Linked DNA regions of Mus musculus: regions 1 and 2 are each linked to region 3. The links are chromatin loops, found by intact Hi-C in ENCODE. Cell type or tissue: left cerebral cortex. All regions are shown on one strand. Links, peaks and the distances in the headings refer to the core of each region. The heading gives the core; the rest is flanking DNA. Region 1 holds the start of Ascl5 (achaete-scute family bHLH transcription factor 5). Region 2 overlaps Cacna1s (calcium channel, voltage-dependent, L type, alpha 1S subunit). Region 3 holds the start of Kif21b (kinesin family member 21B).

The links. Peaks named below come from ENCODE experiments on the same cell type or tissue, not always from the same donor. Only the 100,000 strongest peaks of a DNase experiment are listed, where the experiment ranks them.
Region 1: it touches region 3 in a loop (4-fold over the local background); 6 of 42 quality-filtered maps call a loop at or near these places.
Region 2: a loop joins it to region 3, with 2.9 times the contacts of the local background. A loop is called at or near these places in 6 of 42 quality-filtered maps.

What each region holds. Positions count from the first base shown.
Region 1 is chr1:136,047,140-136,057,066 of GRCm38, forward strand. Ascl5 (achaete-scute family bHLH transcription factor 5) reads left to right here and starts at 3,665. Exons shown (of 1, transcript NM_001270609.1): 1 at 3,665-4,231. The coding sequence starts at 3,665. The coding sequence ends at 4,231. Cacna1s (calcium channel, voltage-dependent, L type, alpha 1S subunit) reads left to right here and starts at 5,672. Exons shown (of 44, transcript NM_001081023.2): 1 at 5,672-5,913; 2 at 7,440-7,545. The coding sequence starts at 5,762. In left cerebral cortex, for the core only: a CTCF peak has its summit at 4,520 (motif pointing right); DNase peaks (open chromatin) are centred at 3,933, 4,534, 5,747, 6,284 and 1 more place; H3K4me3 peaks cover 890 bases; H3K27ac peaks cover 3,397 bases.
Region 2 is chr1:136,058,616-136,068,542 of GRCm38, forward strand. All of the region lies in intron 2 of Cacna1s (calcium channel, voltage-dependent, L type, alpha 1S subunit), which reads left to right. Among named protein-coding and RNA genes, the nearest start is that of Cacna1s, 11 kb to the left of the region's middle. In left cerebral cortex, for the core only: a CTCF peak has its summit at 3,023; DNase peaks (open chromatin) are centred at 3,004, 3,400 and 5,588; H3K27ac peaks cover 884 bases.
Region 3 is chr1:136,123,898-136,133,397 of GRCm38, forward strand. Kif21b (kinesin family member 21B) reads left to right here and starts at 7,493. Exons shown (of 35, transcript NM_001039472.2): 1 at 7,493-7,865. The coding sequence starts at 7,825. Gm15850 (predicted gene 15850) reads right to left here and starts at 7,286. Exons shown (of 3, transcript NR_046170.1): 1 at 7,124-7,286; 2 at 5,496-5,608; 3 at 3,822-3,886. In left cerebral cortex, for the core only: a CTCF peak has its summit at 7,440; DNase peaks (open chromatin) are centred at 4,682, 6,452, 7,402, 8,218 and 2 more places; H3K4me3 peaks cover 2,849 bases; H3K27ac peaks cover 4,485 bases.

The DNA.
Region 1 (9,927 bases), core at 3,533-8,532, 78 kb before region 3:
GAGGCTCAGGAAGTGTTCTCATTGCTGCCAGAAAGCACCACGGTGCACTAAGTACTTTAGAGCCATAGGAAACTCAGCAAAAATGTGAAGAACTTCATTCCTCTTCCAGAGCCATGCTTGCCCGTGGGAAAGTTATTCAGCCTTCTTCTGACCTCAGGCCCCAACTCCAGCCCCAGTGAAGAGAGAGAGAGAAAGCAAAGCATTTAGGGACGACATATACAGGGAAGGCTGCACTATTTCAGAACCACCTCTTCATCTAGTAAGGCGCCCAATATGCACTCCATGCACAACAAAACACAGGTAATTGCACATATATGTGCAATGAAAGTTTATGTGATGTGTATATTTAACAAACTCAAGGTAAACATAGTGGAGTGACAGAAATCCACTCAGCTTCTTCCTGGCTGGTCCTGGGACCTTCAGTCTCCAAGACAACACAGGGTCAGGGCCTTCAAAAATACTTGCAATTTTTCTCCTCACCACACTATGGCGCTGTGGACAGCCATTTCTACCAGGGAGCCCAAGGGCAGGTTCTCTGATCCTCATAGATTTACAAGTTGGGAAAGGGACCACTGCTTCTGTTTATTTGTTTGTTTGTTTGATTGGTTGTTGGTGGTGGTGGTGGTGTGGGTGTGTGCTTCTAAACTCGGACAAAGGATTTTCTCATCATGGTTTCAGGGGTGAGATCATAATGTTTAGCTCCAAAAGGAACTCCATGCCCCACCACTAACAAGACACCTTTCCCGGGGTGACCAGGGTGACCTCTGTCGGCATACCCTAAATGCGCGATAACTTTAATCTGCAGTGGGGTCTCCCTCCAGCAGGAGCTCAGATTTATTAAGCTCCACTGCCTGGACATTCAAGCCTTTCTGATCCCCTGATCAGGTGGCACAGTCACCAAGAGAACTGCCACAGAAGAGGAGGAAGTTGGGCAGGATTGATTAGCATTTATTAGGTCACGATTCCTCACCACAAGGTCTAGGACAAGTGACTTAACCTTAATGTGTCTGTGTTTTCTCGCCTGCAAAACTAGATAATATTAACTACCTCGCAAGAGTGGTGTGAGAGCTTGAGAAGGTTTAGAGAACATCACTTAGAACACATCATGACGGATAACAGCTAAAATTATCATTATTTCACGGCAAGTCTGCGGACTGGAGTGGGCTTCTGTTTGAGTCACCTTTCTGAATAGTTACATACCAAAAAAAAAAAAAACCCCAAAAAACAAAAAAAAATGCTAATGCATGCACTATTTATTTTAAAAATAAGTTCTCATGTTGAATCAATCATGAGAAATTGTGTTCCTAAAATTGTCATTAATACAAATAAACTTCTGCCCTCTGTCAGATCAAATATAAGCAATCAAGTCTCTATTTCAAAAAGTTAAAGACACAGAACAATCCTGGCAAGTATCTTGAACAATCTTTATGTGCCCAGCATGGTGTGAGGGACTTTAGCTTTAAAAGAAAAAGCTTTAGCCCTGCCCACTGGGATTCACGTCCTGAGTAAATTCTCAGATACTCAACCTGGACAGCACAGGCTGGGGCCTGGGAGCCCCACCAGGAGAGCTAGAATCTTGCCAAAGCTGACTCTTATTATATGTCAAAACTACCATTGGTGGGAGGCTCTAGAGGTCAGCTACAAAGAGCGGGAAGATAAGAATTTTAGTCCTGATGATTCATACGTCAGCTTCCACCTTCTAGCAAGTGTGAGACTCTGAGACTTTGGATCCTTGTTGGTTTGTTGCGGGAGGGTATAGAGGACACTCAAAAATCTGAGGTTGCCACCGGCTTCTCAGGCAGGGAGAGGACTGGCTCTTTTCTGCCAGATAGACAAGGCTGAACCACAGCCAAGACCTCGGGATGCCCCCACTCTCTCAATGCAGGTCGACTACTCACCCATCAGTAAACTCTGAGCATCGTCCTCAAAGAGTAGAACGAAGAACAGAGCTACGAGCACTCCAAGGACACTTACGAACACTGTGAACACACACGGGGACAGGGAGCAGGGCCAGAGAGGCAGGGCATAGTGCTCAAATCTGATATGCACAGCTGATGAGCTCTGGCAGCACTTAAACTCAACACAGACCAATTATTTCCTAAATAACAGTTTTCTAAAACCAGGGAATGGCTACGTGTAATTATGCCCCACCCTGGCAAACCCAGTTTTTGGCCTAATCCTCTTTCTTGGTTATTCAGACAGGATTTATGAAGCATCTATTACATACTAGGGACATGGCTCAGCTTGGCCAGGTACAGAGTGAGTTCCAGGACAGTGAAGGTTACACAGAGAAATCCTGTCTCCAAAAGCCAAAGGGGAAAGAAAAAGATAGAAAAAAGAAAAGAAAAGAAAAGAAAAAAAGAAGACACCTTGTAAGGTGCCATAGAGGAGAAAGCCAAGAGGGTTTGAGACCCATATGTCCTCCTGGACCCATGTGACCTGGGACAGGGAAGGGGAAGGTGACAACAGTCTGCGGGGCAGGAAGCTTTGAAATAGCTAACCCCCAGGGCTTTGTAATCAGGGTTATCTTTCATTCACCAGAGAGGGGCTTGGGCTAACTTGAGATAGTTGCTCCAACTCCTCCTGCTAGTTCGATTAGCTCCGTTAAACAATGGTATTACAGTTAAATGTGTCTCTGTATGGATATGTGCAGGTGGACACAGTGCTCTTGGAAGCAAAGGGACTCTGATCCTCTATAGTGAGTGTTACAGGCAGTTGTGAGCTCCTGGCTGCTGGAAACCCAGTCCTCTGTAAAAAGCAGTACCTGCTTTTAATCACAAAGCCATCTCTCTAAACCCCCTGTCCCAGTAGACTGTCTCAAGTTTTAGTTGTCAGGCCCTGGAAGGTAGCCTTGAGGAGATGATCTGAATTCTCAGAGGAAATGATATTAATGGCTGCCGTTATCTGCCAGGCCAAGTACCGGGTGCTTTGGAATGTGTTTGTACTCTTTTGGTTCTCATCTTAGGAACTATAAAGGATGTTTTCTGTCTCTCCAAATATGGAATTCTGACTCTAAGATGTATGTCACTTGACTATTGAGGAGTGAACCCTAGATTTGAGCTCAGACCAACAGTTCTCCAAATCCCCGCCCTCTTTCCTCTTGATTGTTTCTGGAGATAGGAGTACCACAAAGGCCTTTCCTTAGTGATATGTTCACTTTTCTCTACTTTTAGCAAAGTTCTGGGAACTCTTCTGCTGAGCTGACGGGCTCTCCGCCTCTGCCCACATCCCCCGCAGATCCGGGATCCTGCAAAAAGATCCAGTGAGGAACAAGAATTGGGCGCTGGGGGAATCTGGTCATGGAGGCTCGCAGCTAGAGCCAGGGGCAGTGCTGGCGGCCTTGGACTGCAGGAAGAGGCAAGACTCTCAGTCCAGGAGGACCAGGCAGGGAAGAGGGAGAAAGTGCTCAGATTGCTCAACACATGTCACCGCAGGCGCGACCACAGCAGATACCTGCTGTGCCTCTGCTAGCTGCTGCACTTGTCCAGAGCTATGACTCACATTAAGGAGTCCAAGCCAACCCAAAAAGGCAAAATGAAGCCTTAGCAACTCGCAGCACCCCAGAGTGCTAGCAATGTGACTTGTCCCCTTTGTCAGGACCACACAGAGCCCGTGCAGAGGCCTTTCAGAGGGCCTCACTCTGGGTCCAGCTCCACGAGGCACAATGAACAGTAACTTCTGCCGAGCTCTGGTGGACCGTGGGCCCCCGGGGGGCATGCAGCTAGGTGTCGTGGCCCCTGCTGGACAGACGCCGCTGGCAGCCACCGAACCCTTGAGCAACGTACCCTTTCTATTGTACCCCGGCCACTCCGAGCCGCCTTACTACGACGCCTACACTGGGGTGTTCCCCTACGTGCCCTTTCCCGGCGCCTTCGGGGTTTACGACTACCCGTTCGAGCCTGCCTTCATCCAGAAGCGCAACGAGCGAGAGCGGCAGCGCGTCAAGTGCGTGAATGAGGGCTACGCGCGCCTCCGCGGCCACCTCCCCGGCGCCCTGACTGAGAAGCGGCTCAGCAAGGTGGAGACACTGCGCGCCGCCATCCGCTACATCAAGTACCTGCAGGAGCTGTTGAGCGCCACCCCCGACGGCGCGCCACCTCCCGCCACCTCCCCGCCGCCCGCCCACACGGGCCACAGCAACGTGCCGCAGCCCTCTTCCTTGGTGGCCGAGTCCAGTGGATCCCCCTTTTCCTCGTCGCCTTTTTTGGAGTCGGAGGAACCCAGCCTTTGATCTGGCCAGAGGCCTGGACTTGCCCCTCTAGGGAACAGCTTTGGGGGCTTCTGGGTCATCTGTGCGGGACAAAGAACAGTGGTGTTCGAGGTCTGTGATCCCACCTCCACCCACTTGAGCCAGATGTGAGGGCCTGGGGTAGAGATGGCGAGATACGGATCCCAGGAGCTGATGTCTGCGGTGAGGAGCAGAGCCCTGGACAGCTCCTGGACCAGCCTCAGCGAAGCTCTGCTGTCCACCACACCAAGTCCCCTGGAAGTCAGCCACACTTTCTGTTATGCCTGAACCTTCCACAAGATGGCCTCAAATACTAGCGAGGAGCTTGATGGCCTCTAAAGAGCAGGAATTCTGAGGGAGGGACGAGGGAAGTGAAGACAGGCAGCTGCTTGCATTCAGCACCCTGGAGCTGACAGACTTAGGGGAAGTGTGTGTGTGTGTGTGTGTGTGTGTGTGTGTGTGTGTGTGTGTGAGAGAGAGAGAGAGAGAGAGAGAGAGAGAGAGAGAGAGAGAGAGAGAGAGAGAGAGAGGGAGGGAGAGGTCGCTGGTGCCCATTGGCTTCCTTGACAGCGAGTGATCACCTCCCCTCTCCCACCCTTCAGTCTCTTCTGGACTTAACGCCTCCCCCACCCCAAGACTTGTAAGCTTCTAGGGTCCACTGACATTGTGTTTACATCAAGGACTAAATAAAAAGGGATTGTTGAATTTTGTGATTCCTGAATTATTGTCTATGCCCACCCTCCACCTTGCAATGTTTGCTAGCTGGTGCAGTCACCTAACATTTCCAGAGAGATTAGTGTGTATGCTGAGACTGAATATGGGAGAGGCCAGGGTTCTAGGGAGAAAGCACACAGACATTGTCTAGTGAGGGATTGGAGGACCAGGGGCCCTGTGAGAGCAGTGCACATTCAAGGTTGCCTGGAGCCTTTCCCTCTGGTAGGAGAGGGGCTCCATATTTGCCAGAAGAAGGCATTGGGGGCGGCAAGTGTGAGAGGGTCCTGGGCAGATCCTGACAGACACTGAGACTGGTGTGAGTGGAGCTATGCTGAGCTAGGCCACCACCCAACACATTCTCTGGACAGAGCCACGGAGTTGGGGTGGGGAGAAACTTAATCTCCATCTAAGGAACCTGTTTGGAGTTTGTGGCTCTACTCCACGGGTTCCTCTCCCTGACCCTCATTGCCCCAGCTGTGAAGCCTTCCTGTCTCCCACTGCCCCTACCCCGTCTCAAGCCTGGATATAATAAGTCACCCCTTTACACCCAGCCCTTGCCTCCTCGGGGGCAGATGGGGATGTCACCGGCTGGACTGGAAGGAATGACAGCTGCCTGGCCGCAGGAGCCTGGGCTGGGCAGCAGGGGCTAATTTTACTCGCTGGGAGCAGAGAGAGTAATCCTCCCGCCCCCACGCCCGACCCGTCTGCCTGCCTCAGCAGGATAGGCTCAGTCAGGTCCAGTCCCCAAGGTGGGGGCACTGGGGACACAGGGAGGAGAGGGCAGTGGGCTGGGGGAAGAGAGGGGTGTCAGGGAAAGCCATGGAGCCGCCCTCACCCCAGGACGAGGGCCTGAGGAAGAAGCAGCCGAAGAAACCTGTTCCTGAGATTCTGCCGAGGCCCCCGCGGGCCTTGTTCTGCCTGACTCTACAGAACCCCCTGAGGAAGGCCTGCATCAGCATCGTGGAATGGAAGTATCCTTTCTAGCACCTGAGCGAGATGGAGCAGGGAGTGGGTGGGAGGCAGAGGTGGAAGGTACGGGGTGGTCACAAAGCTTGGACTTTTAGCATCAGGGTGACCCAGGCTCTTGGGAAAGGGGTGAACCTACACCTAGACCAGCAAAAGGAACCTTTGCGAAAGCAGGAAGGGAGGTCTCCGCCACAATGGAAAGGGGCTTCTCGGAGCCTGAGGACAACTCTCGGGTCATAGGGGAGAGCCACTGAGCTATTGAGCATCTTGTGGAGGGCCTGTGTTCTTAGGAGTCTTTCTAAGTGTGTTCAGGTCTCTGTCATCATGGGGGTACCACCCAAGATTTTGAATAAGATGAAGGACGGAGCAGCTCCTGAGGAAATCCTCCACAGAGGGAGAGTGGAAAACGATTGACAGTCCAGGGACAACTTCCACTGGCTAGAGTCCCAGTTACAAATGGAACTGGAGAAGTGGATTCGAGGGGAGGCCTGCTCTTATTGGCTCCTGGATGCTGGCGAGCAAACTTGGATGTTTTAGCTCAGAAGTAGTACCCTGGGGGACAGGGACCTCAATCTCTCTCTAGGTTTGTTCTGGAAATAACAATGATAATATCTGGGCTATTTGGGGGGAGTAAGGAGGGGCTGCAGAGAGGAGGCCCGTGTTGAGTGGGTTCTGAGAGAGTCAGGAATATTTGAAATATTTTTGACGTGCTCTGGAGGAATGGGATTCCATCAGCTGTTCCTTGGGAAAATGGAGAATGAGGAGTAGCTGGAAGGATACGGGAGCCATGGAGAGACAGCGGGTCTGGAGTCGAGTCTGATCCGCATTGCTACACTCTGCCAGGCCACATCACGTCCAGCCCCCTTCCTCCTTGCCCTCTCTGGTGAGAGCAGCTTCCCCTGGCAGGGCATCCCTTTTCTTGAGCCCACTCTCTTACAGATCTATTCTGTGCTACTCCCCCCCTCATCCCCCATCTCTCTTCAAAAGCTGAAGCTTCTGGGATGAAAACAGGATTTTATCCAAATCTGTCTACATAGCGTGCCTTTCGCTCCCCACCCCGCCTATGCACCAAGGACTCTGCCTGGCTTTCCCTCCTCACATTTGCTTTCTAAATGACCAGCCAGTCAGGAAGGGTGGCACCCAGAGTGCCCTCATGAATTAGCTGCTGGAGGGGGGGAGTATGGGGGGGAGGTGTCCTGGGAGTGCAAGCCTGCACACATGAGTGTGTACACATAGTTCTGGGGCGTACGGGGGGAGGGTGTCCTGGGAGTGCAAGCCTGCACACATGAGTGTGTACACATAGTTCTGAAAATCTGGTTTTCCTCCCATTTCCCCCTCTCCCGATCCTACTCAGCCTGAACATAATCAAACTCCAACCCTACCCCCGAGCCACTTTGGGGTACAAGCCCCCCGCCACATGACTCTCTCTTAGCATTATAGTGACTATTCAGACTGGCCTTTAGGAATTTCATGCCCTCAACCCCACAGATCCCACAGATGGCTCCAGGGCTCTCCTTAACCCTGGTTGCAGACCCTTCGAGACCATCATCTTGCTCACCATCTTTGCCAACTGTGTGGCCCTGGCAGTGTACCTGCCCATGCCAGAGGATGACAACAACACTCTGAACCTCGGCCTGGTAAGCAAGCCTTCCCACCCTTCCTCTCAAGCTCTGCAGCTCCAGCCTGGGAGTCACTTGGTTTCTGTGGGAGATGCTGCTACCGTGGCTCCCTCACAGCGTAGACTGGCGTCCTCACTGCTGAGCTACTGAGTGGCCCCGAAGCTTCCCAGACTAAACGTGTTCAGCCCAATTCCATGATAGCTGTCAGACAATATTCACAGTGCCAAGCACCCAACAGGTGCAAACTCATGGCGCTTTCCCAAGAACTCTCAGAAGTGGTACCAAGACAGATGTGGAAGGCTGGGCCTCAGCAAGGTGAACCAGGGGTGCTGAGCATGAACCTCCTTCCCTGGATAGACTCCAGAAGGTTGCCTACACTGAGCTGCTAGGGGCATATGATATAGAAATCTGTAGAAAGGGCATTACAGGGCTACAGTGCCACTCTCTGCTGCCCCTTCACCAGCAACACAGCAAATTCTGCAGTGAGTGGTTTTCATCTTTGAATCATTGAATCTTTACAGTGATCTCTATGGTATAATATTAGTCTAAAAAATAGATAATAAATGAGATAGATAGATGAATAGATAGATGGATGGATAGATATAGGTAGATAGATAGATAGATAGATAGATAGATAAAAATAAAACAAAACCCTGGAATCTAGGTACATCATGCAGGGTAGCACCCATATAAGCTTCCAACAGGGCCTCATACCCTGGTCTTCCTGTCCAGGCCTCATACCCTGGTCTTACTGTCTTTGGAACTTGCTCTTAAGCACATTTAAAAAATATTTTTATTTATTCTTTGCCTACATGTGTGACTCTGAGTGGGTACTTATAATGTCCTCAGAGGCTAGAAGATGCCATTGGATTCCCTGGAGCTGGAGTTAAAGGCAGTTATGAGTTTCCCAATGTGGGTGCTGGGAACTGAACTCAGGTCCTTTGCAAGAGCAGTACTCACTCTTAACCACTGTGCCACCTCTCCAGCCCTTGGATCTTGATGTATCCTTAATGTATCCAGCCCCTTTCTGTTAGATGTATTCACAGGGTGGCACACTTCTAGAGAAGTCTACTAAGAAACAAATAGCTGACAGGGGATATGACTCAAGGGTGAGATACTTGCTCAGCATCCAGGAGCGCTCAGCTACCTCTCTACTAACACACACACACACCCACACACACACACACACACACACACACACCAGGACAGTTCAATGGAGTCCCATACTCCAGGGCTTTTCTCTGCACTGAAACCACAGAGTTTGGCGAGAGGAGGCCAATCTGCATATATCCAGGGCCAGAGTGCCTCTTTCTGCCTCTTCTCAGGCTGGTTTCCATGGCAATCTATTCTGAATTGGGGAGAAGCTGGGTGCTAAATGTGTGCTTGCTGGAAATGGAAATAACAGAGTTCCTGGAATGGAAGGGGAGTGGGACTCAACGAAGGCAGGGCAGTGCAGCTTCTGCTGTCAGAGATGCTGCTGTGTGCCACTGGGGTCTTCTACAAAAGAAGCTCAATTACCCGTGTCCATGGACTTAGGGAGAACTCTTGGCCCACCCTCTGCTTCATGACTTCATAATTTAATTCCATGTGCACTTTAAGAAACTGAATGCTTTTGGTAGTGTGTGCTTATGATCCTAGCCCTGGGAAGGTGGAGACAAAAGGATCCCCAGGGCTCACTGGCCAGCTTTCCCAGTGGAATCAGTGAACCCTAGTTCCTAGTGAAAGACTCTAGCTCAAAAATCAAGGCGAACAGCTCCTGGAGAATGATATCTCCCCAGGTTGTCCTCTGGCCTCCACATGCATGTACACACATGTACACATGCACCTACACTTGCATGAACATGTACATACCCACATGAGCACTTATGTGTGTGTGCATGAACACACACACACACACACACACACACACACACACACAGAGTTCACTATTTTGCAAGAAGCTGCCTGCTTTTAAGAATATCAAATCACACCTTAGCGGTTATATGACCTTTCAGCTTGAAAACAGAATGGTTTACTGCATAGTACTGCAGCCTGGAGCTGCAGAGCTTCAGTCAAACCTGAAGCTCAGAGACCATTCCATACCATAGCGAGTGCCCTAGAAGAGGGCAAGCTGGCCAGCATCACCAGGCAAGTCAGCACTCCAGGGCATACTAACCACCTGGGAAGATCTATAATCTAACTATCTATTGTGAAGTCCCAAGAGAAGAGGACACACTCAGGGTCAAAGGCTGCTTTTGCCTAAGGCTCCCTCAGCATCCTGAGGCCTCCTCAGCATCCTGGGGTTCCCTTAAGCATCCTGGGGACCCATCAGCACCACTTTTCTGTCACGATTCATCTCCCCAACACCCAGAAGAGAGTGATGGGCAGAGACAGAACAGAAGGCAAGTGGACTAAGCATTT
Region 2 (9,927 bases), core at 834-5,833, 69 kb before region 3:
GAGACAGAGCTCAGGGAAGGCAAAAAATGGCACTGGGATTTCAGAGCAGGGGACAGACAGGTGGTAGTAACACTCAGAAAGGCAGCTTGGGGAATAAGGTAAGTTCAAAAGCAAACATTTGGGTTACAGGTGCCTGTGTCTACACCGTGGACAATTGGTTTTGCAGGGTGGAGTATTTGGTGACAAAGGTCTCCTGCTGTGGCATGTGCCAGACCGGCTAGGATGTGAGGCAGGAAAAAAAAAGGCTTCCTGTTAGTGCCTTGCACAAGCCAAGTCTGAGTGCTGCACCATGGCTATGACTGAGTGTCCTGGCCCTTGACTAAGGGGATGGGCTTCCACAGGCTGTCTCCTCCAAATCCTCTCCTACTCTCTCTCTCTTCTCTAGCATTCCATGAGAGTACCAGACCTGTATTTGGGCCTGAAGTATCCTTCTGCCTATTGTATATCAGCAGGGAAGCCACAGATCCCAAACAGAAGAGGAAACTGAAGCCCAGACAGGGCACGGAGTTATGGGAATACACAACAGACAAGGGGTAGCACATGGAGATGCATTCTTGGACATACTGTATGATTTCCACATTCCCCAGTAGCCTTGTTTGTGGTGGAATAACCTGGTATACTTGAGAGAGGCTTCTGTGTGGATGAGGATCTTCTGGCCTGTAGCACCTTGTACATCACCATTAGGAGCTGCATGTCGAGCGTCTCCATGCTCCTCAGAATGGGTGACCCAGCCAGGCAGGCCCTGGCCACTAGATCCTTAGGTTATTCTAGAATCCAAGGATATAATCTCCAGTGGCTGTGCCAAATGATTATGTCAGATAAAAAAAAAAAAAATCCTTCCTTCTGTTGAGAGAATGTAGTTCAATGATAATATGCTTGGCTAGTATCCATAAGGTCCTAGGTTCGATTCCTGGTAATGGGAAGAAATAAATCTATACCTGCTCACTTTAGCCCTTCATCTTTGAGGCCCCAGTGTGTCCGACCAGCCTTCCTAGTTCCCCATCATCACCATGGGCAACAGCAACACTGAGTGTTTTTGGAGGGCTCCATTCTATCCAGTGTGTCCAACCAGACTTCCTCATGGGCAACAGCAACACTGAGTGTTTGCGGAAGGCTCCATTCTATCCACTAGTGCGTATGCTTCCCAGTTAGCATCACCTCAGATGCAAAGAGGCTAAATCACTGCCTGGTCCAACTGGCTCTGGACCATGCCTGTGTCCTTTGCAGACCAGTCAGCGTTGGAAGAGAGAGGGCAGGGGAGGAAGCAATCAGAGCTCTGACCTCTCACTGTAATCCTGATTCTACTGACTGTGAAACTGTTGCTCAGGACAGAGAAGATGCTCGGAGTGTCCGATCTAACCTCTGGGACTGACTTGCCAGGAGAGAACCTTGCTGTGGGGGATAGGGCTGTGGCTGGCACAGCCCCAAACTCTCCTGTCTTGCCCCAAACCCAAGCTTTGAAAGAGGTCTGCCCCTGGCCTGGCTTCAAGGCACTTTTCAAGAGGGCTGTGGCTGTATTTCTGGCCAACCTTAAGGGACCCATGAAAACCATCCATGATGACCAGCATCCCTAATTACCAATTATAAACAGATTGCTTTTTCTATAATCTCTTCTTTCAAAGCAATCTCAGGTCAAAGTATGATGTTCACAGAGTGAGCCTTAACTGATTGAGAAAGAGCATGTGTCAGCGATGAATCCTCTCACGAGAATAAGCAGGAGGGTGAGGCTGGTTCACAGGGAGCTAGAGGAGGAGGGTTAATGAAGGACACAATAGGACTAGTGGCGTATACGCAGCCTATGGGCAAAAAAACTAACCTCGGGGGCTATGTCTCTACATAGTCCTTCTCTCAGGACCCAGTAGTGAGAATGAAACACAGGAACGTCCCTCAAGGCAGTGGTTTCCAAAGGAGGAACAAAACGAGTGTTCCAGGCCATCAAGGGACATTTGCAATGTCTAGAACCATGGAGTAGAGGAGTAGACGCACGTACGGGTATATATGTTTGCATGGTACAGGACAGTCATAATCATCTGACCCCATTGCCAGTTAGGCTGAGATTGAGAGACCCTGCCTTAGACAGTTAAATAACTCCTAAAATATTCCATTGTGGGTCTGACCAGATGGCTCAGTGAGTAGGGGTGCTTGCTGCCAGGCCTGCTGCCCCAAGTCAGATGGCCAGGACCCACCCACATGGTGAAAGGAGAGAATCAATTCCCACACGTTATCCTCTGGCCTCTACACTCATACAGTGGCACACTCACCCTCCTCCAATAACTAACTAACTAACAAAATAATACATGTTAAGAATTAGTAAAGTCCCACCTTGACATTACAATGGCCTGGCGCTCTGCTTCTAAGTTCTGGATGTTTTTCCTAACAGTCACAGGAGATACTGCCTCCTACATGGGCACTGTGAGTTACTCTCCAGACTGCCACCCGTTTAGTCCCTTCTCCACTCCAGATCAGCCTACCTTAAGCCATCACAGGACACTCCAGGCCTCTGCCACATTCCTGGGGTTCAGGTTGCCACCCAGCGTCCTCTGCAGGCTGGAGGCTAAGCCTCTGGCAGCCAGGGTATTTGTCTTTTTATAGGGCCCAGAATGTCCTGCTGAGGCCTGTAACCAGTGGCCCGCTCTGCTCCACCATCTGGGGAGGCTGGGCCTTTGTCAGGGCTCTGCTCTGGCCTGGCTTTCAGAGGGTCAGAACCAGGTTGTTCTAGAACAATCTGGGGATCTAGTGACCGGGTCACCCACTCTGAAGAACAGAGGGACCTTCAGCAGCAAGCTCCTGATGGTGCAAGAGAGCTCCCAATAAGGAACAATGAGAATAAAACAGATTCATGGTGTTTGCCCCACCCAGAGCTTACCCTCTCTCCACGGCAAGGGCTCAGGTCCCTTTCTGGACACTCTGTTCCCTGCCAAATCTGTCTCCCTCCCACCAGTGCAGCAGATGGGACTGAACAATAAAGCCTTGGGCGAGTCCCTGGTATGTGCTATACTCTGCAGCCTTTCTGGGGACGCCAGGGGAAGCCAAAGAGCTTTCAAGTCAGACAAGCCTGCACCTTTGTTAGCACGTCCCCTAAACTCAGTCTCCATTGCCCCTCCTGTAAGCAGGGGCGGGTACCTCCCCTTTCAGAACTGTTAGGTCTCTGTGAAGTGACCTCACACAAGCCTAGTACGTAGGTATTATACAATGAGCCCATTCCTTCCCTCCTCTGCTCTTCCAGCCCTGATAGCTCTCAGCCAAAGTCATGCTGTGCCCAGGCCAGCAGGGACAATGTACAGTTGTGGGCAGGATCCAACAAATGCATGTGGATGTCTCTCCCCCTCCACCGCGGCACGGTGGTTGAGACTGTGGGGTCCCCACTTATACTCTCTGCACATGTTTCAGTTCTGCCACTTGGCTGTGTGATTCTAGAAAGCAGCACATCGCCCTCTGTGCTTTGGCTTACTCATAAGCAGGGTGTGAGGGCGCTTACTGTGTAGGACTTCCATTACTGAAGATCTGGGGTGTGTGTGTGTGTGCGCGCGCACGCACGCGTGCATGTGTGTGTATGTATGTGTGTGTGTGGTGAGTGTGTGTGTATGTGTGTGTGTGTGTGTGTATGTGTGTGCGTGTGTATGTGTGTGTATGTATGTGTGGGGTGAGTGTGTGTGTATGTGTGTGTATGTGTGTGCGTGTGTATGTGTGTGTATGTATGTGTGGGGTGAGTGTGTGTGTATGTGCGTGTATATGTATGTGTGTGTATGTGTGTGTATGTGTTCGTGTGTGTATGTGTGAATGTGTAAGTGTATGTGTGTGTATGTGTGTGCATATGTGTGTGTATGTGGGTGTATATGTGTGTATGTGTGTTTGTATGTGTGTATGTGTGTGTATGTGTTTGTAGGTGTGTATGTATGTGTATATGTATGTATGTGTATGTATGTGTGTTTGTAGGTGTGTATGTGTGTGTGTGTATGTGTGTTTGTATGTGTGCATATGTGTGTATGTATGTGTGTTTGTATGTGTGTGTGGTTAGAACAGGTCCTGGCATGTGAGTGCTGCTTAACAGGCTCTGTTGTTATTCTCTTTATCACCCAAGACAGCCTAGTCCTCAGCCCTTCTAGGTTAGGCCTGCTGCTTCCCTGCCACGCTGCCCCCACCCGCACCCCACCCCCATCATTCAGCCTCGAGTTCATAGCTACAGGGTCCCAACATTTTTGCCCACTTGACCTGAAGAAACTAGTGTGGAGGAGGATGAAGACCCCGCCTCCCATGTAGACTGACATGAGTGACCCATCCAGGTCATGGCCATCTGAGCAAGGGTTCATCCAGATAAATATAGCAACTTCCCTCATCTTTCAACTGGTCATTGTCCATCACCTCCGAATAAGGGTGAGGGAGACTCCAGGACCAGAGAGATCAGTGGACAGGGTGGCTGAGCAGCAGCCCAGCAGGCTGGCTCACCAGAGAAGTCTTGGCAAGGGACAGGAGTGAGACAAAAGCCCAGGTCCCCTGCAGAACCTCTCTTTGCTTCTCTTCTTCCTGGGGGGAGAGGGGGGAAGCAAGAACATATCTTGCTTCTCTCATATAGGAAACAGGAAATATGGGGACTGCATCAGGACCCAGCCCCAGTTCACACTGTCTTCTTTCCCTGTGAGTTCGTTTGGGAACCTCCATTTGAGTTCTCGGAGCCCACTCCATGCCTCCCCTGAGCCTGGAGCGCAGAAATCACTGGCTGCAATTGTTCTTGGTGACTGTGACCTCCCCTCCCCCTGACCCCCTGTCTGTTCTGAGTTGTGCCTTTTCCAATGCTAAGGTCACAGGAGTCATGGACACTCGTTACTCTTACTAGGGCAGGAACCAGATCAAAATGGGATGGACTCCACTTTCAGGAGCCTTCAGAGCTTTGCCACTGTGAACCCCACTCTATTGACCTCTCATCCTGGGGTGAATCTCCAACCATAAGAAACCAATGCACAGTACCGTGCCACAGACATCTCCAACAACAATAAGCCATCCCCTGATGTCTGCTCCTAAAAGCAAGAAAGGGTGAAGCCAGGAGACAGGCAGCCATTACCATTATAGAAGTGTCTTGTGTTGGTCCCACCAGGCCTGCCCCCGAGTACCAGCTTGGAGAATCCAGGTGTAAAGGGATGTGTGGGGACACCCAGCTGACCCCTGCTGACCACTCAGCCTAAGTTCTACCTGGCACCAAATTCCCATGAGATAATTTCTTTGGTCTCCCTGAAGCAATCAGGCCCCACTGAGTGAACCCTGTGTGTCTAGCACCTCTGGCTCCTCTAAGCTTCCTGTCTGTGCAGATATTGTGCTTGCTTCCTAAGGAAGGAGCCCTCTCCACCTGATGCTGCATCTTAGCATCTCCCCAGAAGCTCCACTGGACTCTGTCGACTCCAGAACCCTTCATGGGGGACACGGAAGACCTTCCCTCAGACAGGAGGGCAGACCAGACCATGGTTCTTCAGGTGGGGCAAGGGAAGGAGAGATGGGGATAGCTGGCCGTGTGGCCCAGATAGGGAGACTATTCTGGGCAATTCCCTTTGCAGAGGAGTCTGGCTGGCTGCCATCATCTTCTCTCAAAGCCTCAGGCACGCCTGGGTGGGAGTCATCAGGGGAATAGAGGAGTGGGAGTCATCAGGGATAGAGGCAGTGCAAATGACATCATCGAGAACCTTGCTCTTTCTGACTGGGACTTTGGGAATGCCTGACTCTAGCATAACATGGCACAGATGCAAGGCCTGTGCTCAGATTTACATAGCAAGTGCATCCCTGAAAGCTCCGATAGAGGCCTTTCTGTGGGAGGACAAGACCCTCTTGCCTTTGGTACCTGGTGATGGAGCCATTCAGGTTTCTACCTCACAAGCAGCTTCCTAGTCTTCCCAAGAGCTCAGGAAGGCAGGAAGGCCAAGAGTCTGACCCAGGATCAAAGACTATCTCCCCTAGACTGGTATCAGAGCCTATTTGTTGCTTATGACTTCCAATCTGCTCTGCTGTGTGACATCACTTCACTTGTGCCACACGGGACTTGCTGTGTGCCTGAAAACCCACAGTGGTCATCTGCTTGCAGTTAGAAGCTGAGCATGGTTGTGGGCTTTTCACAAAGCTTTCTCAGAGCCCAGTGATCTCCTCTTGCCTCAGTGGTAGCAGCCATCTGCAGGCCACCTGAGTCATACTTTGTCTCTTAGACAGTAGGTCCTGAAACTGTCCAAAACCACACCTGTCAGGCACCTTTTCAGGTACCGCAGGGAACTGAGCCAAGAGTCCTATGTCAGGGGACAGTTAGGTGGATAAGCAGGTGGTTGGTAAATTAAGTCTTGAAGTCTGCTAAAAACCAAACCAAGCCAAAGTGATGTGTCATCAGATAGGAGCTAGGAAATAGGGATGGTAACCCAGAAGGGATCGATCACAAGCTGGGACCAGACAGAAAGAAGACAGGAGCAGCATTCCATGAAGAAGGAACAGCAAGGGTCTAAGCCCTGAGCCAAAATTTCTTTTAACTAGATATGAGGGGGGTGGGGAAAGCTAGCCCCAGCAGCAGGTAGAAGTATGCAGTCTTCAAACTCTACCTTTCCTGGTTCCTAGAACTCACCCCAAGAAGCCCCTCTATGAGAAACCCTAGCATCTTCCCCAAATCCTGATCCTAACAGGCAATGGTCCCTCTCACCTGTTCTTGTGGCCAAAGATACTTGACCTCGTATAGTCAGTAGACAGAGGAAGATGACATGGGTCCTAGGAGGCTGCAACTCAGCAGAGGCACTGGAAAGCAAACAGGGTCACAGGCAATACAGAGGACACCTCAGGCAGATTCTCCTGGGAGGCAGTCAGAGAAATCACATGATCATAGGTAAGTGAAGGCTCAGGATGTAAGTTATGCAGAGAATCTGAAAATCATCTCACTTGGCAGGTCAGGGTCCTGCGGGACAGTGGGGAGGCCAGCAGTCAAGGCCAGCGGTGTCGTTTGTAAGGGATCACCTACTCTATGGTTTTACCTGATAGACTACATCGATGTTGGTGACCAGGAGTAGTTGAAGTGACCAGGGTAGAGCGGGGCTAGGGGAGAAGGGAGCACGGAAGGGGACAAGTGACTGCAGATCAGGGAGAGTGAGCGGGCTGCTCTGCAGGCAGAAGCAGCTCCAACGGAGATGAGATGGATGGATCAGGCGGGAGCAACAGAAATGTCTGGATCTGATGGGATCCGAGGCCGGAAAGACCCTGCCTTGAGTAAATGGACACTATAGGCCAAGGCAGGGACATAGGAGGAAGAGTTGGTTCAAGGGAAAAGAGAGGTCCAGGCTCGAACATGTTGAGTTCCTGATGTGCCAGTCACTGATGTTGCCCAACCCAGCAGCTCTGTGAAGACCAATAGAGGACTGTGGGTGCCATGGTGCAAGCAGAACGACCCCTCCCCAAAGAGCAAGGCATGTAGAAGACCTGTAAGCTATGGGACTCTCCCTCTTACAGGATGCCACTTAATTCTCAGGACAGCTCTTGGAGGTGGGGGCACAATTATATCAGTTTTAAAATTATTTTATTTTACATGTATAGGTGTCTAACCTGTGTGTGTGTGTGTGTGTGTGTATACAATGTCCACTGAGGCCAGAAGAGGGCATTGAATCCCCTGGAACTGGAGTTATAGGTGCTCGTAAGCCACAATGTGAGTGCTAGGTATTGAACTGAGGTCCTCTGGAAGAACAGCCAGTGTTCTTAACCACCCCTGAATTAGCTGTTTTACACACAAGGAACTGAGACAGCCAGTGAGAATGTACACCATGTGTCTCCTGCCTTCCGTGATTGACAGCAGGCTCTCCCACACACAATGATGAAAATGCTTTAGAGAGACTATGACTTTGATTACAGGATGCCAGCCAGTCCCTGCCCAGGGGTTTAGTCTCAAGCTTAATAATAATTACCCAGGGATTGAATAGCCCTTGTTCCTCTGTGGGCCTCTAGAGAGGAGTGGGGCCAGCACAATGTAACCTTGATAATACTGTCCCTATGGAGCAAGAATGGAAATACCCCTGGTCTATGTCTACACAGTGAGGGTCATGCTGTGTGCACTCCAGAATTAGGTTGCAGAGTGGTAAACAGAGAGAGTTGGATCTTGGAGCTGATGGGCTATGAATCCCAAGTGACTCCACCTGTGGCCCACAGCCCCTACAAGCTTGCTCTGTGGCCAAGAGATAGACAGACAGACAGGAGCAGGTGCAGGCAGCTCTCTGGGTGACATGGCCAGTCGCCCAGCCTATGAGCACCACAACTATTTTGAGTCCTGCTTTTCCCTTCCCTCAACAAAACTTCTCCTGTCTGTCCCCTAGGGGTTGAATCAGGCTGAAAATTTACAAGCTGACTTAACTTCCCTCTCCTTACATGTGCCTTCCCCATGAGGGATGGACCTGATGCTTACTACACAGAGAGAAAACCACCCAGTTGATTTTCAGGGGACCCACCACAATGTCTTCACCCCATTTCTCTCAGTGGGGATGATAGACACACTGGCCCTGGCAACTCTCTTGTATAAAGCCAAGATTTGCCCCACAATCCCCCTGCCCCATGATGCTCAACCTGGGCCCTAGCAACAGCCCTGTTAATGGAATAGTATGGAGGTGCCTTCATATAGGTACACTATATTTTTGTAAAGAGAAAGCTTTGGGATTACAAACTGAGGAGCAGTTGGGAGGCAAGATTAAAAAGAACAGGTCTAGCTCAGATATGCCTCTGTTTCTCCTTCCACTTCTTCCAAGTCATTCCTGGGGTGGCCAGGTTCCCCATCTGGTTATGCCCACAATTAAGGATCCTGAATCATAATAAAAGGGGGGGGTCCCCGAGAGGCTCCTGGAGAGGCCCTCCCTAGCCCTGCGGTGCTTGACTGGGAATGGGTACTGGTGGGTAATAGTTATAGGGCTAGTGAGCTGTGGGTTACAGACCCCTTCTTGTTAAAAAAACAACTTTCTATGCACCAGTTAACCTCCTGCTGCCAGAGTACAGCCCTGATACTCCATCAGGGGGCTAGGATTGCGTGAGGAACCTGGAGAACCAGGACTATTGGATGCAGATGACTGCAAGAAAACCATTTGAGCCCGGAGCCCAGCCAGGAGGGAACTGTTTTCTCAGTTAGAAATAGCTCTTGCCCGGGCCCTGAGTAGGGGAAGGGTGACCTGGACAGGCTCAGGGTGACCCAGAGGATCAGGCTACAGAGCAGGGTATGGAAGACTCAGCAAGGCCATCTTCAGGAGGCTGAAACTTTGGCCACTCACCAACACTCACCCTCTTACACAGGGTACTCAGTTTTCTCAACCCCCTGCTGGGATGTGGCTGCCTGTAGTCAGCTGTAGTGGGTATGCAAAGGGAGATACCAGGAAAATAAACAAGAGTGAAGGACCCTGATTATCAAGGGAGGGTCATTTGGGGTGCTAAGTCTACCCTACTTTCTATCTTTAGTCCATTGGATGGTGGAAGAGAGAAAATATCTATACTGGAAGTCACCTGGGATCTGTTTTAGTTGAGTTTCTATTGCTGTGAGAAAACACTACCCCTAAGAGGGACTTGGAGAAGAAAGGGTTTCTCTTACATCTTACAACTGTCAGATCACACTCCATCACTGAAGGAAGTCAATAAAGGAGCTTAGAGTGGGATCCTGGAGGCAGGAAGCCATGGAGGACACTGCTTCTTGGCTTGCTCCTCATGGCTTGCTCCTTATGGCTTGCTTGGCTTATATGGTCTTACACATCTCAGCCTCACCTGCTCACAGCTGGCACCACCCACAGTGAGCTGGGCCTTCTCACATTCGTGAAGAAAATGCCTGATAAGATTGGCCAGTCTGTCAGGTATTTTCTTAATTGAGAGTCCCTTTCCCCAGATGATCCTAGCTTGCGTCAAGTAGCTAACATAGGATCATCCATTCATTCATCCAATTCAAGGTCCTGGAAG
Region 3 (9,500 bases), core at 4,501-9,500:
TACTTGAGGACTGACATCGACCACTGTCCAGTGACGTCCTGAGGCTGGCTGGGTTTCTGGAGAGCTGGCGCCATCGAGGTTAACTTAGAATGTAAAGTGTTAAGTGCTTCTTTGCTGGCAATTTTCTGGGTAGGGCCTGGCTCAGGCAAATGTCTCCCGGAGCTAAGGAAATGATGCGTCCAGAGAGACGGAGAATCAATAACTCAAGGACAGGAGTGGCCTTTGCGAACTTCATCAGCGGGGAAGTGCTGTCTGTGGAGGAGGGGCGAGCCCCTCTGGAGATCCATCTTGGAGGCTTGCTGTGTATCCTCAGCTCTCTGGGCCTTTGTTACCTGCCTCGTCTGCTCTCTTTTTCCTCTTCCCTTTCCTGGTTTGCCCTGACTGACCGCCTCTTGATGCTCCTCTTGGCATCCCTCTCCTGTTCTATGCCATGTTCTCTGTCACTGCCTCCCTCTGGTGGGTGGGTGGGGGGTGGCCTTTGAGCCCTATAACATGTGGCGCAAGGGAGAGAGTTCCTCAGGGGCTGAGAACTGCTGTCCTCTGTCTCTATGACCCCAGATAAGCCAACCAATCTGCACTTCTGTGCAAAGCGGAAGCTGAAGCAAGCTACCTTTTAAAAATAGCTCCATTGGGCTGGAGAGATCGCTTTGTTGGTAAAGTGCTTGGATAAGCATGAAGATTTGAGTTTAGATTCCCCGTGCCCATGTGGAAAGCTGGGTACTATGACTATGGCCCACGTAGGTGGGCTAGGAAAGTGGGGGGGATGGTGAACGCAGGTGGGTCCCTGTGGCTCACTGGCCAACAGCCTAGCCGAATAGGGTGACCTCAGTTCAATGAGAGACTCTGAGAGCAACTAAGGAAGATACCAGATGATGACCTTTGACCTCTGCAGACAGAGGAGTGCTGTTGAGGTAAAATTAACAGTTAATTGCACATATGTAACACGTACAATGGTTTGCTTTGCCTTACAGAGATACATCCAGAGATCTATGTAAGACCATCTGAAAGACTTTCTTTGTGCGCCTTTGCAGCCCCTCCTGACCTCTTCAGGCCCCCTACCACTCCTATATCCCTCGCTTTGCCAGGCAACCACTGATCTGTTTTCTGACCCGTTAGGGTCACTATATTTTCTAGGCTGTTCCTCTCAGTGAGGTTAGGGAGCATGTGCTATGGTCTGCTTCTTTCCCGGAGTACAGTTGAGATTCATCTACTCTGCATCAGTCATGTACCAGTAGGTCACCCCCTTTCCTTGCTGAATAGGATTCCGTCGTGAGCAGGTCTGTTTCTGTACCCATTCCCTGCCAGTGAGCATTTGGGCCTATAGCAAAAGCTGATGTCATCACCCCCATACACACCCAAAGCAGGCAACTTCCTAGGGTGCTCTACTCGCTTTCATAGCCCATCAGCTGTCAAGGGGCAGATCCAGTCTCTTCCTTCACGGCAGCTCAACACGAGATGGAGTCCCCGTCAGCTTGCTTGGGTTTGAATCGCGCTCTGTGATTGTAGCATGACTTTACTGGATTGCTTTGTGGAGATAATTATTTCTCCTTCCAGGAGCTGGAAGCATTGCATTGCCGCATGAAACTCAAACATTCACCACATGCTCGCTACAACATTCAGAAAAAGTATCCGTTAATATCTTGCCTGTGCCTCTGAGGTCTTTATGCTCTAGAATGGGTTAGTCCTGCAATATCTGAGCAGCAACCATAACCCTTTTTAGCGGCTCTGTTTCATGGAGGAGTAACTAAGTCCCAAGGGAACGATCTTTGAGCTAGAGACAAATGCAGATATGTCCTGATATCCGACCTGGGAATAATTCCGACTGAGATGACTGGTGGGGGCAGAGGGTCCTTAGTGTTTTCCAGTGACTTCTCAGGGTGGTTCCTGAAGACGCCCAGGCAGTAGAACAGCACAGCCAGTGTAGCCATGGGATCCAAAGGGTTAATATTTAGCCGTGTATGTCTTTAATCACCACAACCCAGTGACCAGGAAATTTAGTAAAATCTTAGTCAAATCAGGATGGAGAGAGAGAGAGAGAGAGAGAGAGAGAGAGAGAGAGAGAGAGAGAGAGAGAGAGAGAGAGACTTTCTTCTATCCACCTCTCAATAGCCCAAAATCCAAAGGGGGCTTCTACCTGTATGCAGGCTAGGGCCCTGGAAATCACTTGGGCCTTTTGGCATCTTTATAGATGGGAGATCTCCAGACTCTGCGTCTGCTTTTACCAACTGTGTCAGAGTAGGTTAGGCTATGCCAGGACCACACAGGACCTACACGTTCAGCCGCTGATCACAAGAAAAGTTTATTTCTCATCTATGCTCTGTGAACAGTACAGGTGTGACAGTGGCAGTGCCTCCCAAAGCTTCACTTTTTATTGGTTCAAGTCACATGGTCCCTCACTATCAGAGGAGTAAGGACATGTAGTCCTGAGCCCTGTGCTGGAAAGGCAGAGTTCGGGAAATACAGGAACAGCACACTAATGACTACTACCCTAGCCAAGTGACCTTTGAACCTGTTTCCTCTTTTGAAAAACAGTCACGATAATGGTGTACCCCAGAGATGATTGTGAGGGTTAGGTGAAAACGTGTGTGACACATCCAGCGTGGTTACAGGGTGAGTGAGAACTCTCCCCTTTCAGGGGCCCAGCCCCCAGGGAGGCAGGCCATGGTTACCTGTGTAGGAAAGGGTGCACAAGGCTAAGGCCTCCTCCTGGAAAGCCCAAGGTGCTGCCATGTCATCAGCAGAGGGCAGCTAAGTTCCTGCAGATCTGCCGATCCACCCAGCAGATCTCACGCCAAAGGCTTAGCTGACGAACCTAGAATTCCACTCATGCAGGGCAAGCCTTCTACCACTGAATTCCACCCCGGCCCCTCACTAATGACACCTCATCTTCACAACCTTGTTCTTGCTCACTCCTGAGAGTCCCTCTCCATCTTTTTTTGTAAACCTACCCCTCTGGCCAGACAGAGGTAGAGTCTATTGGAGAAAAGATGGAGAACCCGCAAACAATGTGAAGGACTGAAATCTACTTTGAGGCAAGCACTGGGTGGAATTCTTGATGTGCATCCTCCCTCCCCCCATTGCAACTCCATGATGGTCCTGAGATGAGGACGTGCTCCGTCTCGCTTTGGGATGTGGGAGCTGATGCTGGGCTCGGTTACATCACCGACTTGGGGTTACACAGCTCATCATGTGGATGTGAGTTCTGGATGTGAGCCCAGACCTCCGTGACTCAGAAGATCACAACTCAGCCTCTGGACTGCCTTTCGTTATTTCACTCAGACCAAAGTTTTGTCAGGACTATAAACGCATGACAGGCTGATTTCAGATGTTTAGCCTTGGGGTCTTATCATGCTGCCAGGGGCAGCACAGCAACCGAACTTCCAGTCTTGCAGCTCAGCCCCTGCTTTACCATCCTATGCAACTTCGGACAAATCTCTTTCCCTCTTGGGGCCTCAGTTTCTTCATTCAAAAATAAGATGGCTGAATAATGTGACCTGGGGGGTTCTTTTTGAGTCTAGATGTTGATATGGAGACTGGTGACCATGAGAATGGCCACATCGATACTGTTAGCAGGCACAGCAGAGTAGAAGGGTGGGTAAAGTTACCATGTTTAAGAACCATGTACAGTCAGGTGGTGGTGCTGCATGCTTTTAACCACAGGCTTCAGGAGGCAGAGGCAGGTAGATCTTTGAGTTCAACCCCAGCCTGGTATACAGAGAGACTTTCAGAGTAGCCAGGGCAAAACAGAGAGATCCTGTTTCAAAAAACCAAAACAATCAAACAAAAAGAAACATGTACAATGGGTGTGCCTATGATCCCAGTTCTCTGGATGCTGAGGCAGGAGGATCATGAGTTTTAGTGGTAGCATGTGCTTCACAGAAAGACTCTGCTTTAAGAAGAAAAAAATAGAATGAAGGAGAGAGAGAGAGAGAGAGAGAGAGAGAGAGAGAGAGAGAGAGAGAGAGAGAGAGAGAGAGAGAGAGAGAGAATGTTTGAGGTTACATAGAGTATTAATTAAATCCTAATTATTATTTGAAGCCAAAAATAGAGTTTGTTTTAGGAGTGATGGATGTTTGAAATCCATGGGCAGCTCTCTGCCTTCCTTGCTATTTATAACAGTCTCTGGTTTCCTCTGTGGCCAAGTCTGTCTCCTTCTAAACACAGGAAGTGAGGCTCAGTTCACGTCTGCACTCAGATCTCCTGAGTCTGCAGCTCAATGGATCTTTTTTTGGGGTCCTGAGCTTCTTGCGGGTGGGAAGCGCTGGGCCCTGCTTCTGGCTGGACATTGGAGGTTGGAGCTGGACATCTGCTAAAGGACACTGTTATAGGATAGACTGAGGCCTGCTCCCACAGATCCAAGCGCAGATGCTGGGGTGGGCCTGGGGTTAGAACTCGAGGTCTTGAGCTCTGTATCCACCACCACCATTTTACACTAAGGCTTATTTAGATTTTGCAATGCTGTTCCTGAAGGAGGGGGTAGGGGACACAGAAAGAAGACACAAGTTCAGACCTCCTTTGGGGACATTCCTGGTACCTATAGGAATCCCTTCCATGTTTTTATCTGTTCCCATAGCACTGCTGTTAAAAAAGTGGAATGTGTCTAAGAGAGCTCAGGCCAGATGGCTGCCCCAAGTCACTGCTGGAGTATTTTAACTACAGTTGCGTGGGAGCTTCCTGATTTGGAGGGGGCTCCCCACACCTCCCCGAGGTTCCCATCTGCCCAGACGCCCACAGCTCCTGTCAGGAAAAATGATGGAGGACCCAAGATGCCTGGGGGAAGGAACTCAACTCAGAATAGAAGTTGAGACTTATAGTCGAGTCCAGTTAGGGGCTTAGCCTTTTCCCCACCCGTGTGTGTGTGTGTGTGTGTGTGTGTGTGTGTGTGTGTGTGTGTATGCATGTGCAGCATTGAGGGCTGCAGGCAGTAGCTGATCCTGAGAAAAATGGGTGTGAGCCTCTGTGTGTGTGTATGTGTGTGTGTGTGTGTGTGTGTGAGAGAGAGTGTGTAAAACATTGAGGGCTACATGCAGTAGCTGATCCTGAGAAATTGTGTGTGTGTGTGTGTGTGTGTGTGTGTGTGTGTGTGTGTGTGTGTAGCACTGAGGGCTCCATGCAGTAGCTGATCCTGAGAAACATCAAGGTTCATTAAGAAGAGCAGCTGGGCAGAGGTGGGAACACAGCAAAGAAGCAGTGGTTATTGACGCTGGAGAGAGCTCAGAGAGGGCAGAGACTGTCTTAGTCTTTCCCTGAACTAATCTAAATCTCTCCAAATGGCAGCTTAAGCCTCCTTCTCAGCTTGGATCCCCACATGACCTCAGCCCCGTTAGTCCCTCACTCCTGAACAGAAGAGCCCAGGAGTCAGGGTCTGGACCTCAGCCACCCAGCTCCTGCTTGCTAACCCCAGAGGGAGCTGCTGGGGTGGCTGGGGCAACTGGAACCTTGAAACCCTAATGGCTAGGAGGCCTGAGTCCGCAGCCATGGGCCTCCTTGCTTACCCTAGCTGCACACCCTGGATGTCAGGAGACACAGAGAGGAAAGCTCTGGTGGCATTTCCCAGCAGCGGAGCTCTGAGTCAGAAGGTCACCTACTGCTGGAAGTCTGAGCAGACCTATGGCAAACAGGAAGCTAGAGTTAAGTACCAAAGAAGTCCAGGGATGGGAGGGAGGGGGAACAGTTTAGGTAAAAACACATTATCTTTCAGGAGAGCTAAGCCTGTTGCTTGTGGCACCCCCGGGCAAAGCTGGGCCAATCCAGCTCCCTTCCCCACAGGCACGCCCTTAGAGGAATCCCTTAGAGGAATCGGGACGCCTAGAACCACTTGCAGAAGTCCAGATCTTCTGTGTGTTGCTTATGAGACTATTTCCCCACTTGCAAAATTGGGGGTAGGGGAGAAGGCTAGAACCTGGCTCATAAGGTTAGGAGAACAAACAAGAACAAAAGCACCAAGTACCTCCCCGTGTAAGCACCGCTCAGCTCTCCACATCCTCCTTTTGTTAGAAGACAGGGAGCAGCGTCCCAATTTCCCAACACTGTCTCTTGCTCTAAGGAATTTGATTCACTGGCTTTGGGTTTCAGATGCTAATATTAATAAAATATATAGGATCCCACCAGGACCCCTTACACACCACCATCACCACTACCTCTCTGGGGCTCTGGCTCTCCTCCTGTTTGCTACGAGGGTAGGAAGAATGAGCTGACCTAACTTTCACATTTTCCCTTAAAACTATTCCAAACAGGCACCTGGGTTCCCGAGTGGAGCAGTCACAGATGGGGGTGGGGAGTGGGGAATGATGGCACCAAGAAGTGGATCCTCAGGACCCTAACGTACATCCCAGCCAAGACGTCTCACAGGGTTTCATCATCTGAGGCTGATGCAAGAAGCTTGGAGCCAGACTCCCCTGCCTCCCCTCCCCCAGAGGTCTCCATCCACATCTTGAGCTGCAGCTGGGTCCTCCTCTTGGGCCTTTTCCAGAGGAAGGAGCTGGGTGAAGCCTGGGAAGGGAGGGCAGCTGGTGAGGGGCCCTGTGAATGGTCCTAATGTTGGTTGTTGGGGGGCAGGGAGAAGAGTGGGGCTGGGAGGGTGCAGGGGTGAACTGGAATGGGACTTGACTTCACATTACTGGTCTCCTTTCTCATAGCCCTGTGTTGAAAAGTCTCCTGGGCTAATCCTTTATATACATTTCTGATGGCAGCGCTGGCCTCCTTTGCCTTCTAGCTTCTCCCAGGTATCTGGAGTCAAGTGCTTCTTTGTTCCTACTACTTCCCAGGCAGATCTGGCCTCCCACATCGACTCCCCCACACACAACCCGCCCCCCCCCCCCACTGTCACAAAGAGTGTGAACCAGGCCCTGTGGGTCATAAAGGTTAGTGGGACCCTGGTTTAGTGAGGAGAACCTGAGCCAGTCAGCCATCAAAGCAAACTATGAGCTTAAAGATGTTGCAGAGTGGAGGTGGGGAAATTTACTTCCACATCAACAAGAATCCCCTTCAATAAAGGTTGGCGGATTTACCGAAATAAATGCAGAAGGGACACTTCGCTGACTCTTTCAAATTGCAAATTGCTCATCTCTATGAGATGCTTTGAGGTGCAGCACACCGCCCAGCCCAGAGACCAGGTTCTTACCCATGCCTAGCCACAGACTCGCTGTATGACCTTGGGGTGTTCCTCTTTGAGTCCCGTTCCTCATTTAGGAAAGGAAGATCCCACTGAGACTGAGGTACCATGACTTCGAGGGCCGTGGTTCCCGAATGGTCAACTTCCCAGGGACGAGTCCATCATGCCACTCCCGCTTTCACTCCCAAGCCCTCCAATCCTACCCCGCCCCTCCCAGCCACCCGATGGACGGGAGCCAAGAGGTCTCTTTAAAGGCTCAAGTCCCGCCTCTGCTGCTCGTTGGGGCCTTCTATTGGCGGCCTCTGGGAGGGGCGGGGCCCTGCGCGGCTCTGAGGGGCTGGGGGTGGGTCCTGAGGTGGCTCGGCCCCCGCCCCCTTTGTTCGCGCTGCGGCGGGAGGTGGCGGTCCGGGTGGGAGGTGTGTGCGCGCGCGTGTGCCGCGCTGTAGGGAGCTGCGGGTCTCACTGCCCGCTGTCAACGAGCTCAGCACCTCCGCGCGATGGCTGGAGGAGACGCATGGGACCAGCCCCGTGGGGCCGGCCGCGGCTGAGCCCCTCTGCCGCCTCCTGCGAGCATGTCACCTCCAGCCTACGAGGTCGCTTTCGCTAGCAGGGTCCCTGCCTCCGCCTTCTGCAGCCGCAGCCGCTGCCTGGAGCAGTGGCCCCCGGACCCCCGCCCCTGATCCGCGCCCAGACCCTGGTGCCGGAGGACCATGGCTGGCCAGGGCGACTGCTGCGTCAAAGTGGCCGTCAGGTAAGGGTCGATGGCGGGGAAGGGGCGTGCGAGGAGGGGTTCGAGCTTTGTCTCGCGTGTTCTCGGGCGGGGGGCGCGGGCACCGCTCGAGCTGGAGTCTGCAGTCCAGGAGGAGGGGCCGACGCGCGCTGGCCCGGCTGCCGCAGGGGAGCGGCGGCCCAGCGGACTGATGGAAGGTGGCTTTGTTTGGGTGGTAATTTCTGGCCCCTCTTGGGAGCACTTAATGATCAGAAAATCGAATAAACAAGGAAATCCGGTATTTCACACCCAGCTTTGGCCCAGGCCGGAGCGTCTGTGTGTTTCCTCTTGTCCTCCCCATGAGGCTGCTGTCTCATTCTGGGGTATAGGAGGGAATCCCCCCTCCCCCCATCTACCCCAGTTAGCCAGTTCTACGCTCTTGATCCAGCTCACCATCCTGGGAGCGGATACAACAGACAAAGATCGGTTGTGGGACCCATGAAAGGGTTGGAATGGTGCCTTGGCTTTCCACGGGGTGCCAATGGCTTTTGGAGAAAGCCCTGCTGGTCCTGCCCCAAGAGGAGATGGTGCTAGGGAGGAAGAAAAAGGTGTATCCGAGGGACTAATCCAGAAGGGGTGAAAGGGGTGACAGGACCCTAATGCTACATTCACAGGCACAAAGGTGAAACTGAGCAGGGGGGAAGGGCCCCTAGATTTATCTGGATTCCCATTCCCGATATCTGTAGGTATTAGAAGTAATCTGGCAGACATTAAGAGGAAAGAGGACGGGACTTAGTGGGTTCTTTTCCTAGGGGCACACAGGTGCAGGGACAGGAAATGCTACAAAGTTGAACTCTCTGTTCTTTGCAGAGAGTGAAGATGCCTCCCACCAGCTCTCCCGACTGTGTTTTGTGGTCTTCTCTTTAAGAAGAACATAGTGGGAGAGTAGCAATGTGAGTGAGCTGGTCACCAACTCACAGATGCACTGAGGAACATACATCTCTGGTTCTGGCCTTATAGAGTGGGGGAGGGGAGCAGTCAAATTCTAGGGTAGGTCCTTGAGACAAGTGTTCAAATCCCCTGGGTCAGAGATGACCCAGATTCCAGGGATCCTGGGAAGAAGCTCATAGACAAGATGAGAGAAATCGATGAGATAGGTTCTCTCTTCCTGCCCCAGAGCAGATGCCCACCCCCCAACTCTGTATAATCCAGAGAGAAGGCACGGAGGCTTAGTATATAATAGCTCAGGTGCTGAGGGAGGGAGATTGAGGGCTGCTGGTCCAGCAGCTCCTACAGCAGTCAGAACACCACCCGTGCACACACTCTGCCTGGCACTGAACAGCCTGAGACAAAGAGGAGCCCTGCAGGTGTCTGGTGGGCTGGTGGGGCGGAGCCAGGCTGCCACTGAAGCTGACATTGCAGCAGGAACCTTTGGAGGTCGAGGGAAGGGGAGCACGCATGGGCCGGGTGGGAGTGAGACATGTCAATATGGCATCTACAGCAGATGGGGAGAGGGGAGCTACCTGCCGTAAAAAGAAAATGGAAGCCCAACCTCCAACCAGTGTGAACCTGGACTGACAGGACAGGAGACGGGGTGCTCTATCCATGGGGTCTTTCCTTTAGACTCCATTTTACCGGAGAGAGCCAAACAAAGGCCTTCCCCCTTGATTCATACTC